Regions from separate parts of the Homo sapiens genome. Here regions 2 and 3 are each linked to region 1. Evidence: chromatin contacts called from ENCODE Hi-C or POLR2A ChIA-PET data. All regions are on one chromosome and are shown on one strand. The core of a region is the stretch at or near the end of the contact, and the rest is flanking DNA. Distances in the headings are between cores, read along the strand shown.

Region 1 (4,814 bases), core at 2,214-4,713:
TGCTTTAATATTTTTATACCCATATATCCATACATATAAACAGCATTAATTTCTAGCTCTATATAAAACTTCCCATATGTCAGGCATAGTTCTAAGTGCTTTGTCTGTATTTATCCATTTAATCTTCACAACAACATCTAAGTCTAATTTCGAGATGAGGAAACTGAGGCATAAGGAGTTAAGTAATTTGTCCCAGGAAGTCTGGCATCAGAATCTTACTGTCTTGAATGGGCACAGTGGCACACGCCTATAATCCCAGTGCTTTGGGAGGCCGAGGCGAGAGGATTGCTTGAGCCCAGGAGATCGAAGCTGCAGTGAGCTGTGATCACACCACTGCACTCCAGCCTGGGTGACAGAGTTAAAAAAAAATTTGTTATATTCACCTTTTGAATTTTCTCTTCTGTTCCCTTTTATCTTCTTTCTAAACAAAACAAAACAAAGAATCGTATTGTCTTAACCACCAAGACACCAAGAGGTAAGCCAGAGAGAGAGAGAGAGAGAGAAAGACAGAGGCTAGGTGCAGTGGCTCACGCCTATAATCCCAGCACTTTGGGAGGCTGAGGCGGGTGGATCATTTGAGGTAAGGAGTTCAAGACCAGCCTGGCCAACATGGTGAAACCCTGTCTCTACTACAAAAATTGGCCGGGAAGTAGTGGCCCATGCCTATAATTCCAGCTACTTGGGAGGCTGAGGCTGGAGAATTACTTGAGCCTGGGAGGCGGAGGTTGCAGTGAACCGAGATCATGCCACTATACTCCAGTCTGGGTGACAGAGTGAGACCCTGTCTCAAAAAAAAAAAAAAAAAAAAGAGAAAGAGAAAGAGATTTTATATAGTGAGATTTTCATATATCTGAGATGAGATTTGATATATGTATACAATTTTACACATTGCATACATGTGATCATATACACCTTTTATTTATTTATTTTGAGATGGAGTTTCGCTCTTGTTGCCCAGGCTGGAGTGCAATGGCGCGATCTCGGCTCACTGCAACCTCTACCTCCCAGGTTCAAGCGATTCTCCTGCCTCAGCCTCCCGAGTAGCTGGGATTACAGGCATGCGCCACCACACCTGGCTGATCTTGTATTTTTAGTAGAGGGGGTTTCTCCATGTTGGTCAGGCTGGTCTTGAACTCCCGACCGCAGGTGATCTGCCCACCTTGGCCTCCCAAAGTGCTGGGATTACAGGCATAAGCCACCATGCCCAGCCATATATGGCCATACACATCTTTTAATGTGTTGTTTTCCTTTAACATTTTTTCCTTCCCTATTCACATTAGTTCCTCCCACCATAGAATCCATAATATCACTTTAATGTGTTATCTATGTTTTTTATGTATTCATTATACATAGACTTATATATACTGATACCTTTAATCACATACACATATACAAGGTTTCTTTTTGTCATTATTTTAAAATAGTCTCTTAAAAAATAAAAATAGTGGATCATATTAAATAAATATTTCTGCATCTCACTTTTCTCACACACCTGGAAACCCCTGCAATTTTATTAATTTGTAATTTTTTTTATTTTTTTATTTTTGAGACAGGGTCTCGCTCTGTTACCCAGACTGGAGTGCAGTGGCACGATCAGGGCTCACTGCAGCCTTGACCTCCCGGGTTCAAGCAATCCTTCCACCTCAGCCTCCTGAGTAGCTGGGGCTACAGGTGCGCACCATTACACCTGACTAATTTTAAATTTTTTTGTAGAGACCAGTTCTCAGTTTGTTACCCAGGCTGGTCTGGAACTCCTGGGCTCAAAAGATCTTCCTTCCTAGGCCTCCCAAAGTGCTGGGATTACAGATGTGAGCCACCGGGCCTTAGGTATCCGATGGGAATTCCAGGCCAGGTGGGAGGAAAGGGTAGTGCATTGGCACCAAGTAACGTTTCTGGCTGGGTCTTGCCCATCCCCTTGTTGGGTGGCCAGGAGCGCTCAGCCTCCAGAGGCAGGAATGCTGACTGTGTTATTGTGAAATCATTTGCATATTGTGAAGTGCTTTGCATAAGATGGAGCGCTTTTGCATACAGGGAGGGGGGCATTTTAGAAGTCCTAGGGCAGGATCCCTGAGTAGCTTTTCTTTGCCAAGAAACTAACCCAGGGATTCCATTTTGGAACTCAGGGAGGGAACAGAACGTCCTGGCAGTTGTATGGGCCCGGTGGGGTGAGATGGACAGAAAGCTTCAGAAGACAAGCTGGGCCACCAGGGAGAAGTTGGCGGTCTAAGGAAGGCCAACAGTGCAACATGAAGTGGGACAGGCACCAGAGGCAGCCCTGAGAGCTGAGTGTGCTCTCAAGAGCCCCAGCAGAGGGGAAAGTGACAGAGTAAATGGTTGGAGCTGCCATGGGAGGCTGATGAGGGTCAGAGACTTAAGAGACCTGTACTCAGTCGCTATCTCTGCCCAAGTGAGTACCCACATGCCCCTTCCTGAATCTTCTCCTGTACTGGCTGATTTCCAGAGAAGAATACAAACTCGAAACGCCAAGCCAGACTCCCACTGCTGTTCAGGACCTAGACGTGAGAAGTGGTATCACATACTCTGGCTTCAGGACACCCAGGTTTGAATCCTGGCTCTGCCATCTGTGCCACTGTGTGACCCTGGGCTAACAGTACCCACCACAATGGGATAATATGAGGATTCAGTGAGATAGTGCGAGTAAAGTGAATAGCACATAGTAGGTGGTCAGTAAATTGCGGTTATAAGAACTGCTATCCAGTGTTTGCTGCCTTAGTCTAACCAAAGAGGTCAGGTCTAGCTTCCTCCAGGTGAGGGAAGCACAGAGCCCTCGCCTCCCAGGTTTGGAGTTCCCATCAGCAGGGTCCAGCCACCATGCATTGGACCCCAAAGGGTTACAAGCCCTGGAGACAGTGGCCTGAGGTTCCCAGTGAAAAACCAAAGCATAAAAATAATTCGATGAGTAAGAATAAAATTCCCTCTTCTGAGGTTCCCGGGGCCAGGCCCCTCCCTGCGGCAGGCACTTCCCCTTTCCCTTGCTCATGGAGGAGCCAGGCCGGGCTGACTCAGAGCAGGAGCGCACAGTAGTCCTCCCAGCCCGACCTGGGCGGCGTGGTCTGGCGGCCGGGCGCGCCCCCGTGCGGCCACGGGCAGACTGCGGCCCTGGACGGGAAGCGGCGGCCAGATCCGCAAGCCCCGCAGCCTGGTCGATCGCGGTCCCCGCAGAGCCGCCGCTTCCGTCCCTGCCCAGCCTGGCTGAGCGCGGTGCGTGTGGCTCTCTCACTTCCGACCGACCCTCCCCTCCGGCCCGCAGCCCTGCCCAAACGGAAGTGCGCCCTCTACCCGGGTCCCCCACCGCCGCGAGGCGGAAGCGCCCTCCCGCCGCCACTCCCCCCGACCCCGCGGCACGCGGCGCCTCGGGTTCCGGACAGGCCCCTTGTGACGTGGCCGCGCGCCGGGGGCGGCCCCGGGCCGGGGGCCGGGCGGCCGGGCGGCCGGGCGGGGCAGAGCCTGGGCGGGGCGCGGCACCGCAGCTGGATGGCTGGGGCCGCCCGGATCGCCGCCGCCGCCGCCGCACGGTGAGTGCCAGCAGGACCCTCGGGGCCCGCGCCCCGGGCGTGATGGACCCGGCCGATCCCTCGCCCCGTCCGACTGGTCCTCATCAGACCTGGGCCGGCTCCCAGGACCCGGGAGTCAGGCTCGCCCGCTTCGGCCTCCTCTCCCCCATCGCTCCGCGCCCCACGCCCCATCCCTCCCTCGCTGTCCTCTCCGCGTCCCACCCGCCTCTCTCTAGCTCTCTCACTCTCTACTTTCCTCTCCCCTTGGACTCTCCGTGTATTCCCTCCCGCTAGCCTGTGGTCCCCTCACCTCTGCGTGACCGCCTCGTCCTGGCCCAGTCTTGCCTGTGGTCCCCAGTGGAGCCCCGCTGGCTTCATCAGTGCCCCTGATTAGTTAAGGCCTGGAGGTCCTAGACATGGGCATCTCTGCCACCACCCAGAGGCAGCTGCTTTCTTCCCCTCCCATCTCCATCAGAAGGTGAGGAAACTGAGGCAGGGACATCACCAGCTCAAGGTCACAGCCAGCCTGAGGCAGAGCAGACCACATTTAAACCTCATGCCCGAGTTTCCAGATGGAACTTCTCGCTTGGTTGACTCACGTCCACATCCTGTGATCGGCCGGCTGGGCACATTCCTGCTGCAGGGAGCCCCAGGCCTTCCCTGGCACAGGCAGGGCCTCTGCGCCTCCTCATGCCGGGTACATCCACCTGCACTTTCAGGCTTATCTCGTCCTCACAGCTGAGGCAGGTGATATTGATCCCTGTCCTGCAGATGAGGGCACTGAGGCTCAGAGGGGGGGCTTCAGAGATTTGCCCAGAGTTAGACAGCTCAAAGTGCAGCATAGAATTCACCGTGGGGGCTCTAAAGCCTGCGCTATACAAGAGAGAGGCATCCCCTGGCTAAAGGCTCCTTCCTCATCAGCCCCATCTCCTGTTGCCCTCAGTGCCCTGGGGACATTGGTCTCATGTCCTAGGAAGAAGCGTGGATGGTCTTGCCCTGGCTCATCTGCTCAGTTTCCCCACGTATGTCTCTCTGAATCCACCCCATCCCCTTAGAAGGGGTGCCTCAGTCTCTGGGGTGTCGCGGGCGGCAGGGCCTCCCCTGGCAGCCAGAGACACCCAGCTGGGCCGGGCCGTGCCGCCGGTGGCTGAGGAGAGCCAGCCAGCGCCTCACCCTGTCATTAGGGAAAGTTTAGCCTCAGGCGGAGGTGCTGACACAGTCTGGAGCTGCTCAGAAGGAAAAAATACGCAGTGCTCAGGAGTAGGGTGTGGAGACACAGGGCCCCATTGCTGTGCACCC
Region 2 (4,814 bases), core at 1,510-4,009, 700 kb after region 1:
TGTCACTTGCTGAAATCCAAGCTGCCCTGTGAATTTATCCCCAAACACTGCTCCTTTTGAGAAACTTGTACAAGCTGCCTTAATTTAGTCAATTCAAATGGGTTGATGGGGGCTGTTCCCAAGGCCCAGGACAGGCAGGGGTTTGTGACCTGCAGCCCTGGAACTGCCTTTGGGTTTCATGGTCTCAGTTGAGACCTGCCCAGGGTTGAACCAGCTTAGTGCTCCCTGGGGGTGGTTAAGTTCAAGGACTTCAGGGTCCGATTGACCTTGGGCTGAATCTTGACCTGGGGCTGTAAGATGCTCGGTCAGGACCTTAACTTTTCCAAGGCTCGGTGTCTACATCTGGAAAATGGGGATAAACACAGTTCCTCCCTGCTGGGATTATTGTAAGGCTTGAATGAGATGATAAATACAACATCTGACTTGCGACTGGACGGTAGCAAAGGGTTTAGTTAATATTATAATAAGTAGAATGGAACAGCATTAGATTCTCACACAGGGTCACTATGTTGTTTTCTCCCATTCTACCCCTGCATATTACCCTGAAGCACCCCCAAGCCTCTCCCTCCCCATCCCTCAAGCCCCTCCCTCCCCATCCCCCAAGCTCACCAGGTCCTGGCGCACCCAGATCTTTCACTGCTTTTCTTGCCTGTGAGCTCTTGGGGAGTCAGGACCACCTTAAGCACCCTCTGCATCTTTGGCACCTAACCTGGGGCCTGGGGCCCTGCAGGGCCACAATTAGCAGCATGGACAACAGCATGGACGGAGAGGGTCTCAGAGCCTGGAGAGCTCCTAGGGGCTGGAGCAGTCACAGGAAGTCACCAAGTGAATTGAAGGGTGGTGGCTTTGGAGGTTCAGTGAGGCAAGAAGAAGGCTGTTAGGCTGGGAATTAAGGAACCTTGTGTTGTTCGAGTCTCAGGACAACTCAGATATGGGGTCTGTATTGCAAATGCCCCTGCGTCATTTTACAACTGATGAAAACAATGGCTCCACGAGACCCTCAAGTGCCAGAGCTCATGAGTGACAGTGGAAGTTGAACTAACCTTTTAACCACCCTAGTCCACACCTGTCAGGCTGACGGGCTTTCAGTGGTGATGTGTTGGGAGCTCTGTGCCGCAGATCTCTGTGTGCTCCTGAGACTCTGCCCGCCTGTCTCTACCCTGCTGTGCCCACTAGGAGGAGGCTGACCTTTATGTTCTACACCAGTGGGTGCCCTTGGTCTCCAGCTTCCAGTGGGCCAGTCTGGCGAGAGACCCTAGCTGGAGATGAGGGGAGGTAGCCTTGGCCTCTCTCCTTGCCCTTCCTCGCTGCTGCTACCCCAGGATTCTTGCCCATCCCTTACTGGTTTTCCTTAACCCCACCCTCACCCTTGAAAACAGACTCTTTAAAACTCTCCTCACTCACCCTCATTGAGTGTGTCATCTGCTCCAGCTAGGATATTGGCTAATACCGCATGTTTCAGAAAGAAAAATTCGCAGTTCTATTTATTTTTTTACTGTGGATTGAAGGGAGAGGCAACCAGGTATATGGATGAAGGAGTAGGGCCTGGCTGTCACCACTGGTGTTCACAAAAGGCTCCCGTTTAAGTCCTCTTATATTCCAAATGAGGGGTTATAGGTCGAGTCAGGGCGTTGCTCTAACAGAAGCAAAACCAAAAATACACGGCCGTAGATACAACCCTGTTCTGGTACTTCCTAATTTTGTGTGTACATGTGTGCACCTGGAGCTTCAAGAAATGAAAATGGAAATGGCCTGAGTGTTTCTCAGCCCTAGGATGAGGCTGTTTCTGTGATTTAGGGCTGGAGGTTATGAAGACTTGGTTTACAATATGCACAGTACAGAAGCGGGGAAGTCAAGGTGTGCTGGGCAAGGAAACATCTTTATGTGACCCACAAAGAGTGAAGCAGAGGGAAGAACCAGAAGTTATTCTGGTTTGCAGACTGGGAGACAGGTTTAATGACACAGTCATGTCAGAGAGAGGGGAAGAGGAGAATACGTAGGGGGTCTGTTTTGATGTGTATGTACATGTAGGATTTTCATGTAGAGGAGTTGGGGAAAATTTTAGAAGTTTTAGGTGTAAATGCAGCTGGTAAGATCCTTATGACTTAGTTTCTTTTTTTTCTTCTTTTCTTTTCTTTCTTTCTTTCTTTTTTTTTTTTTTTTTTTTTTTAAGACAGAGTCTCACTCTGTTGCCCAGGCTGGAGTGCAGTGGCGCGATCTCAGCTCACTGCAACCTCCGTCTCCCCAGTTCAAGCAATTCTCCTGCCTCAGCCTCCCAGAGTGCTGGGATTACAGGTGCATGCAACCACACCTGGCTAATTTTTGTATTTTTAGTAGAGTTGGGGTTTCACCATGTTGGCCAGGCTGGTCTGGAACTCCTGACCTCAGGTGATCCACCTGCCTTGGCCTCACAAAGTGCTGGGATTACAAGTGTGAGCCACTGCTCCCGGCCTTAGTTTTTGAGTGGGAAGAATCTAGTGTTCAGAGTGGACCACTGATGTCATAGCTGCAGGTTTGGCTGAATTGGGATGGTGCAGAAAGCCGTGTTAACCATTTCTTTTTCTCTGAGGCCTGGAGGAGGATCCTTGTGACTGGAACCACAGTTGGGACTGGCAGTGGTTTTTCCTGCTGGCAAGGAAAAAAAAAAAGAGAAAAGAAAGAGTTCGACTTATCAGCACAAAGAAAGGAGGATGTGAAACTAGAACCATCTCTAGGGCAGTTCTAGCAATGAACAAGGCTGGAAGGCTCACCGGCGAGGGGTTTCCCCTCAGGAAAGGGGACAGAGAAGCTTCCACCTCCTGGGTAGCATTGGGTGTTCCTGGGCACATCTGGGTGACTAACGGGTTTTCTGCCACACAACTGGGGTATATAGGGAAGTCTTTGGCCAGAACTGTGGGCCGTACTGCATTCTTCCCGTGTCTGTCACTGCTGAGTCGTGAGCTTGATCTCTTTTCTTAGTGTTTGCTCCTTTTGTCCAGCTATGGGGGCCAGCAGAAGCTTTGGGTCATCTGTACCAGTGACTTTGCTGTGAAGATGTAAGGGAGAGTGGTTGAGGTCAAGATCTGGGTTCTGGTTCTTGTGCCTCCTCTCTGGCTGTGTGTCCTTCAACAAGCTGCTTACTGTCTCTGGGCCTCCGTGCCCTCTGCAACTGGGTTGTTGGTCTATTTAAATACTTGGAGAAAAAAGCTGGGCATGGTGGCTCATGCCTGTAATCCCAGCACTTTGGGAAGCCAAGGTGGGAGGATTGCTTGAGCCCAGGAGCTTCTGACCAATCTGGGCAACAAAGTGAGATGCTGTCCCCATACAGAAATAAAAAAATTAGCTGGGCATGGTGGTGCATGCCTGTAGTCCCAGCTACTTGGGAGGCTTAGGTGAGAGGATCGCTTGAGCATGTGGGATCAAGGATGCAGTGAGCTGTGATTGCACCACTGCACTCCAGCCTGTGACAGAGTGAGACCTTGTCTCTTAAGAAAAAAGTTATTCAAAAAATACTTTGGAAAACAATGCTGGGGAGAGTATGAGCTTCAGATTGCACATTGGTTTCTATCAGGAGGATCTGAGCCTCGGTGGTGTTACCTGTAAAATGGGGATAAAAATACCTCACAGGGTTGCAGTGAAGATGTAAGGATGATGATGATGACAACAGCAGCTCAAATAGATCATTTAACTTAATTCTCGCCAAAGCAAGGCAGGTACAAAGATCATCCTGTTGGCAGATACAGACAGGGAGGGACAGAGAGGTTAATTAAGCAAGCTACCTGCCCGCAGTTACATGGCCAGAAGCAGTGGCACTGAACGACTTCCTTCAGGCGGTCTGAGTCCAGGTCTCAGCTCTTAGCCATCACTCCATGGTTCTGTGCTGAGACAAGGGATGTAGAAAGCCCAGCACAGTGTCTGTTACATAGTAGGTGCTTAGTAAGTTAGAGTTCCTTTTTATCCTCAGAATGCGTTTGCAAGTATAGCCTCCCACAGTGCTTTTACTTTAATCTTTCCCCTTACTGGGCAAAAAAATGTTTGCTGCCCTGTGCGACTTGCCTAGCTATTGACTTCTCTTTTTTCTGCCTCTCTCCTATGATCCATCCTAGACTGTGGATTGAGGCTCAGCCTAGATTAAAGGGCAGGGGCTGGAGGAGGAAGATGAGCTGAAAAAGGGTAGGCCTGAGGCGCGAAGGAGTTGATGGTAGGGTGGAAGGTGGGAATGGGAAGTTTGAGAATTGGAGGACCTGGGGGCAAGACTTTCCCCCTCTGGGCTCGTTCTTTCCTTCCTGTGCCGTTTATTGAGTGCCTACTGGGTCCACCATTCTAGGCATGGGGCACAGACAAGATCTCTGTTCTCATGGAGCACACAGTGTGGTTGGAGGAGTCAGTGATGGACAGAGAGTGAGGGGTGTTGGTTTCCATGGCTGCTCGGAGAAGGACTTGCTGAGGAGGTGGCGTTTTGGGCAGGCCATGAAAAGGTCTGGGCAGAGTGTGTTTGTGGGAGGGAATAAATATGTAAAGGCTCTAGGGGAGAATCAGTTTCGAGAATGTGAGGGGGCAGTGAGACCAGAGGGGCTAGTGGGCTGTGGCTGAGTTTGAATTTTATTCTAAGTGTCATGGAAAGTAGGAGGACGGTTTTTTCCACCAGGGTCCTTTTTGATTATTTTATTCTTCGTGACGATCCTACTTAAAAAAAAAAATCTTATTCACCAAAAAGGTGTGTTTGTGAAACAATAGAGTGTACAACCTTGAATCACTTTAGATTTTTAAAGTATAGGGAAACAATTATGGATCACAATGAATATCCTTGAGGGCTGCTCCCCTCCCCAGCTGAC
Region 3 (4,814 bases), core at 1,256-3,755, 600 kb after region 1:
TCCCCTGCGTCCTCCCTACCCTTTCTTCAACTTCACACCTTAGTTTCTTTACTTGTAAATTGGGTTGATAGTGGGCTGCTGTCAGAATTAAGGACATCGTTTTGTCAAGGATTTTGCATACAGGAAGTCATGGTGACAGCTGTTGTTACTGTTGTCCTGAGGAGTGGGGACAGGAGAGGAGGAAAACAGGCTGGTCCAGGTGTCTTTCCTTAAAGGAGGCTCCAGCTTAGTTGGGGAGATAGATGGGCTGGTCAGAGTTTCAAGTCATAGGCAGTGCAGGCCTCAAAGGAACAGCCAGGACTTGAGACAAGAATCAGGCCAAGTGAGTAACTGTTGCTGCTGTGGCAGTGAATGTTAGCAGCCCAGGCCTGCAGGGGGGAAGACTCATTTGGGGTACAGTGAGAGGTCTTGCTGGGCAAATGCAGGGTGTTTGCGGCAAGGTAGGCTGGGGCTGGACTTGGAGGATGCCTGCGTGATTTAGATTCTATCTTGTAGAGAATGAGGTATCATGGAAGGATTTTCTTTTCATGTTGTAAATATTAATCATTTTATTGTTTTGTATTTTTGATGGCAATATAAAAATACCAGCTTTGTTGAGATATAATTTACATACAGTAAAATTCATCCATTTAGAAAGTATACAGTTCAAAGCTGGGCGCAGTGGCTCATGCCTGTAATCTCAGCACTTTGGGAGGCTGAGGTGGGTGGATCACTTGAGGTCAGGAGTTCAAGATCAGCATGGCCAACATGATGAAACCCCGTCTCTACTAAAAATACAAAAATTAGCCAGGCATGGTGGTGGGTGCCTCTAATCCCACCTGCTTGCGAGGCTGAGGCTGGAGAATCACTTGAACCTGGGAGGTGGAGGTTGCAGTGAGCAGAGATCATGCCACTGCACTCCAGCCTGGACGACAGAGTGAGACTCTATCTTAAAAAAAAAAAAAGCATACAGTTCAGTTGTTTTTAGTATATTCAGAATTGTGCAACCATCACTGCTGTCTAGTTCCAGAATATTTTCGTTACTCACAAAAGAAACCCCATGCCCACGAGTGCTCACTCCTGATTTCTCCCTCCCCCACCTCCTGGCAACCACCAATTTGCTTTCTGTTTCTGTGAATTTACCTGTTCTATGTATTTCATGTGAGTAGAATCATACACTGTGTGTCCTTTTGATTCTGGCTATTTCGCCTAGCATAGTGTTTTCAAGGTCCATCCATGTTGGAGCAGGTATCACTGCTTTGTTCTTTTTTTATGGCTGAATGATATTTCATCACAGAGAGATACCATGTTTTGTTTATCCTTTTATGAGCTGATGGTCGTTTGGGTCATTTCTACTTTTTGGCTATTGTGAGTGACACTGCTATGAACGTTTGTCTACCAGTGTTTGTGTGGCCACGGGTTTTCAATGTGGGAGGATTTTGAACTGGGGAGTGGTGTTTGGAGCCTTTGGGTGGGGTGGGCTGTGAGGAGCCTGTGTGTGTGTCTGCCCTTACTGGGCTGGGTTTAGGGCAAGCTTCATGTGCTTCCTTTCTTTTAAGGGACTCTCTGAGACAGGGTTATTATCCCCTTTTTGCAGATGAGGGCACTCAGGCTCAGTGAGGTTAAATAAGCTGCATGGCTAGACAATGGCAGATAGCAGCCCTGTCCGGCTCTTAGCCAGCTTGCAGCCACCTGCCCCTGCTGGGCCAGGCGATTGCAGTGGTCTTGGCTGGGAGGGGCCCAGAGGCTGTGTGGTGCTGGAGAGAGGCAGCAGGCTGGACCTGGTTGGGCAAGGCTGAGTGGTTGTGGGATAAGAGGAGATGTTTCAGAGCAGCACCCACAGAACCGCTGTGATGGGAGAAACAAGACTTCGAGTTAGGAGAGTGGGTTGGACTCTTGGTGCAGCCTATGTGACCTTGGGCTGATCTTGTCTCTTTTGAGCATCACTTTCCTCATCTGGAACCTGGGGCTCTTGTGGCTTCCTGCCTCTCTCAAGGGTGATTCGGGAGGAAGAGTGGGAGAGAGAGAGAGAGAGGGAGAGGATGGAGGCGAGAGAGGTGGAGTGGGAAAGGAGGGCAGAATCTGCTAGAACCTGCAGAGCTCATAATCTAGGGGCGGGGAGGGACATGCAGCAGGTGCAGGCAGGTGTGGGAGGAAGTAGCCTGGTCATCTGGATGGACATCCCTGCCCATTCAGAGAAGCTCTGAACCCTGCAAAAGCTCCCACGTGGAGGCCAGTGAGCTGGTTATAATCCAGAGACTGTCAGTTTTTCCTAGTACATATTTGGACCTGAGCCTTTGTTTCTGCAAAGAGTCTGGTACTGACTCACACAGTGTCAGCAGCCCCCTTCCATCCCCTGGCACACCCCTCCCTCATTCCTACTGAGCATTACCTTAAAACCAGTGAGGTCTTTCTGGGTCTTAAAGGTCACCCAGTGTCCTTGCCTATCTGGGCCTGTCTCTGTTCAAGTGGCAAGGCGGACCATCCCCTTTATCACTGACTTGCAGCTTGCCTGGGTTTTGTAAAAAGCTTGTCATTGCCAGTTAGAAAATAAAGACAGAAACCTCCCCTTTGGCATTGGTATCGTGATGACTTGCTCTTGTTCTGACTCTATTTTGCTGGCTTGTTATGAGTCAGTCATTTTTTTTTAATGAAATGAATACCTTTGTCTTAATATGAAGCTAGGCATATATGATAAAGGTTAGATGATTTTTCAAATATGAAATCAGAATTCTACCCATACTCCCAAATTAGAGAGCAGTCTGATGTGTTCCCCTTTACTGTGACCAGTGGCTTCATAGGGGACCTAGTTATGAGTCCTGTTTCTTTTTTTTTTCTTTTTTTATTTTGAGACTGAGTCTCGCTTTGTCTCCCAGGCTGGAGTGCAGTGGCGCAATCTCTGCTCACTGCAAGCTCCGCCTCCCGGGTTCACGCCATTCTCCTGCCTCAGCCTCCCGAGTAGCTGGGACTACAGGTGCCTGCCACCACGCCCGGCTAATTTTTTGTATTTTTTTTTTTTTTAGTAGAGATGGGTTTTCACCATGTTAGCCAGGTTGGTCTCGATCTCCTGACGTCGTGATCCGCCCACCTCGGCCTCCCAAAGTGCTGGGATTACAGGCATGAGCCACCACACGGGGCCAGGCCTTTTTCTTTTCTTTTTTTTTTCCTCACTGTGTCACCCAGACTGTAGTGCAGTGGCACAATCTTGGTGCAACCTCCGTCTCCCAGGTTCAAGCGATTCTTGTGCCTCAGCCTCCTGAGTAGCTGGGATTACAAGCATGTGCCACCACACCTGGCTAATTTTTCTATTTTTAGCAGAGATGGGGTTTTGCCATGCTGGCCAGGGTGATCTTGAACTCCAGACCTCAAGTGATCTGCCCGCCTCCCAGAATGCTGGGATTACAGGTGTGAGCCACTGCACCCGGCTGAGGCCTTTTTCTTCTGTGCGTTCCTGCTGTCTTCCCTCCAGGCAGCAGCAAGCTGGTAGGAGCTGTACTTGTGAGTTGACATCATGATGTACAGTCACTGGTCACTTATAAAACTGGGCAGGCCCAGAGCAGGAAGGGTCATTGAGGGTCATCTAATGCAAACCGTTTACTTTAGAGATGTTGAAACCAAGGCGCAGAGAGGGGAAGTGACTTGCCCAAGACCACACAGCTAATATCACTGTGAGCCCAGGTTCCTGGCTCCAGTTCCTGGTTCTTTCTGCCCCCTTCTTCCCGACACTAAAGATACAGTGGTGAGCACACAGGGTATTCAGTAACGTATCTATTTTTGACCTGTTTTTAATGGAGGCTGAATTGGGCTTTTAGGGTTGAGTTCTGACACGTGCCAGGTGATCTGCTGGAGGGAAATCTGTTACTTCTGGGGAAGAGTTGAAGGTGTCTTCTGAACTCTGGAATCTGTTTTGAGGGGAGGCTGAGCCCATGCGTGGACCCTTAGGCTGAGCCCATGCCTGCTTCAGATGTTCCACACCTTTCACCACAATTTATTTATTTATTTATTTTTTGAGACGGAGTCTCGCTCTGTGGCCCAGGCTGGAGTGCAGTGGCGTGATCTTGGCTCACTGCAACCTCCGCCTCCTGGGTTTAAGCAATTCTCTGCCTCATCCTCCCGAGTAGCAGGGATTACAGGCATGTGCCACCACGCCCAGCTAATTTTTGTATTTTTAGTAGAGACGGGGTTTCACCATCTTGGCCAGGCTGGTCTTGAACTTCTGACCTCGTGATCCAACTGCCTCGGCCTCCCAAAGTGCTGGGATTACAGGCGTGAGCCACCATGCCTGGCCTATTTATTTATTTTTTATTTTTTTGAGTTGAAGTTTTGCTCTTGTTGCCCAGGCTGGAGTGCAATGGTGTGGTCTTGGCTCACTGCAACCTCCGCCTCCCAGGTTCAAGCGATTCTCCTGCCTCAGTCTCCCAAGTAGCTGAGATTACAGGCATGCGCCACCACGCCCGGCTAATTTTTGTATTTTTCATAGAGGTGGGGTTTCACCATGTTGGCCAGGCTGATCTAGAACTCCTGATCTCAGGTGATCCACCCACCTCAGCTTCCCAAAGTGCTAGGATTACAGTCGTGAGCCACCATGCCTGGCCACACCCCGGTTTATTGCATTTGCTTCTAATAGAGAAATCAACCCAGTAAACAAATGAATTATTGTTAGCAAAACTGGGGGGTGGGTTGGGAAAGGAAAGTAGTTCCTTCTATAATAAAACTTGCTGATATTTCGTTGAAAGTCATTGTCTTACTCATCCTTGTATAAGATAAGTCACACAATGAGTGGTATCAGGGTTGCAGGGTTTCCCCCTGTGAGGACACAATGGGATGAACCGTGT

Evidence for each region. A loop is a pair of places that touch in the nucleus more often than their neighbours do. ChIA-PET counts read pairs that join two places held with the same protein, here RNA polymerase II (POLR2A). Pooled maps may share reads with other maps.
Region 2: a pooled map shows a loop between it and region 1 (22-fold over the local background). The contact joins the enhancer-like site here to the promoter of SLC39A13 in region 1. A Hi-C loop is called at or near these places in 2 of 37 single-sample maps with no recorded cell type and 6 of 50 pooled maps.
Region 3: a pooled map shows a loop between it and region 1 (3-fold over the local background). The contact joins the enhancer-like site here to the promoter of SLC39A13 in region 1. A Hi-C loop is called at or near these places in 5 of 50 pooled maps. POLR2A ChIA-PET finds 5 or more read pairs at or near these places in 2 of 52 experiments (CD8-positive, alpha-beta T cell and activated CD4-positive, alpha-beta T cell).

The regions. Positions count from the first base shown.
Region 1 is chr11:47,405,127-47,409,940 of GRCh38, forward strand. SLC39A13 (solute carrier family 39 member 13) reads left to right here and starts at 3,464. Exons shown (of 10, transcript NM_001128225.3): 1 at 3,464-3,536. It overlaps SLC39A13-AS1 (SLC39A13 antisense RNA 1), which reads right to left and starts at 4,156. Exons shown (of 4, transcript NR_182308.1): 1 at 3,826-4,156; 2 at 384-421. RefSeq lists enhancers at 2,746-3,568, 3,857-4,723, 4,724-4,814 and a silencer at 2,977-3,766.
Region 2 is chr11:48,104,617-48,109,430 of GRCh38, forward strand. The region is part of intron 1 of PTPRJ (protein tyrosine phosphatase receptor type J); the gene reads left to right. Among named protein-coding and RNA genes, the nearest start is that of MIR3161, 10 kb to the left of the region's middle. Within about 2 kb of position 2,760, at least 10 of the 41 ENCODE cell types and tissues checked have a DNase peak (open chromatin) inside an H3K27ac peak, as active enhancers do.
Region 3 is chr11:48,004,291-48,009,104 of GRCh38, forward strand. All of the region lies in intron 1 of PTPRJ (protein tyrosine phosphatase receptor type J), which reads left to right. Among named protein-coding and RNA genes, the nearest start is that of PTPRJ, 26 kb to the left of the region's middle. RefSeq lists an enhancer at 2,406-2,550 and a cis regulatory region at 2,469-2,486. Within about 2 kb of position 2,506, at least 15 of the 41 ENCODE cell types and tissues checked have a DNase peak (open chromatin) inside an H3K27ac peak, as active enhancers do; they include CD8-positive, alpha-beta T cell, where a contact is called at or near this core.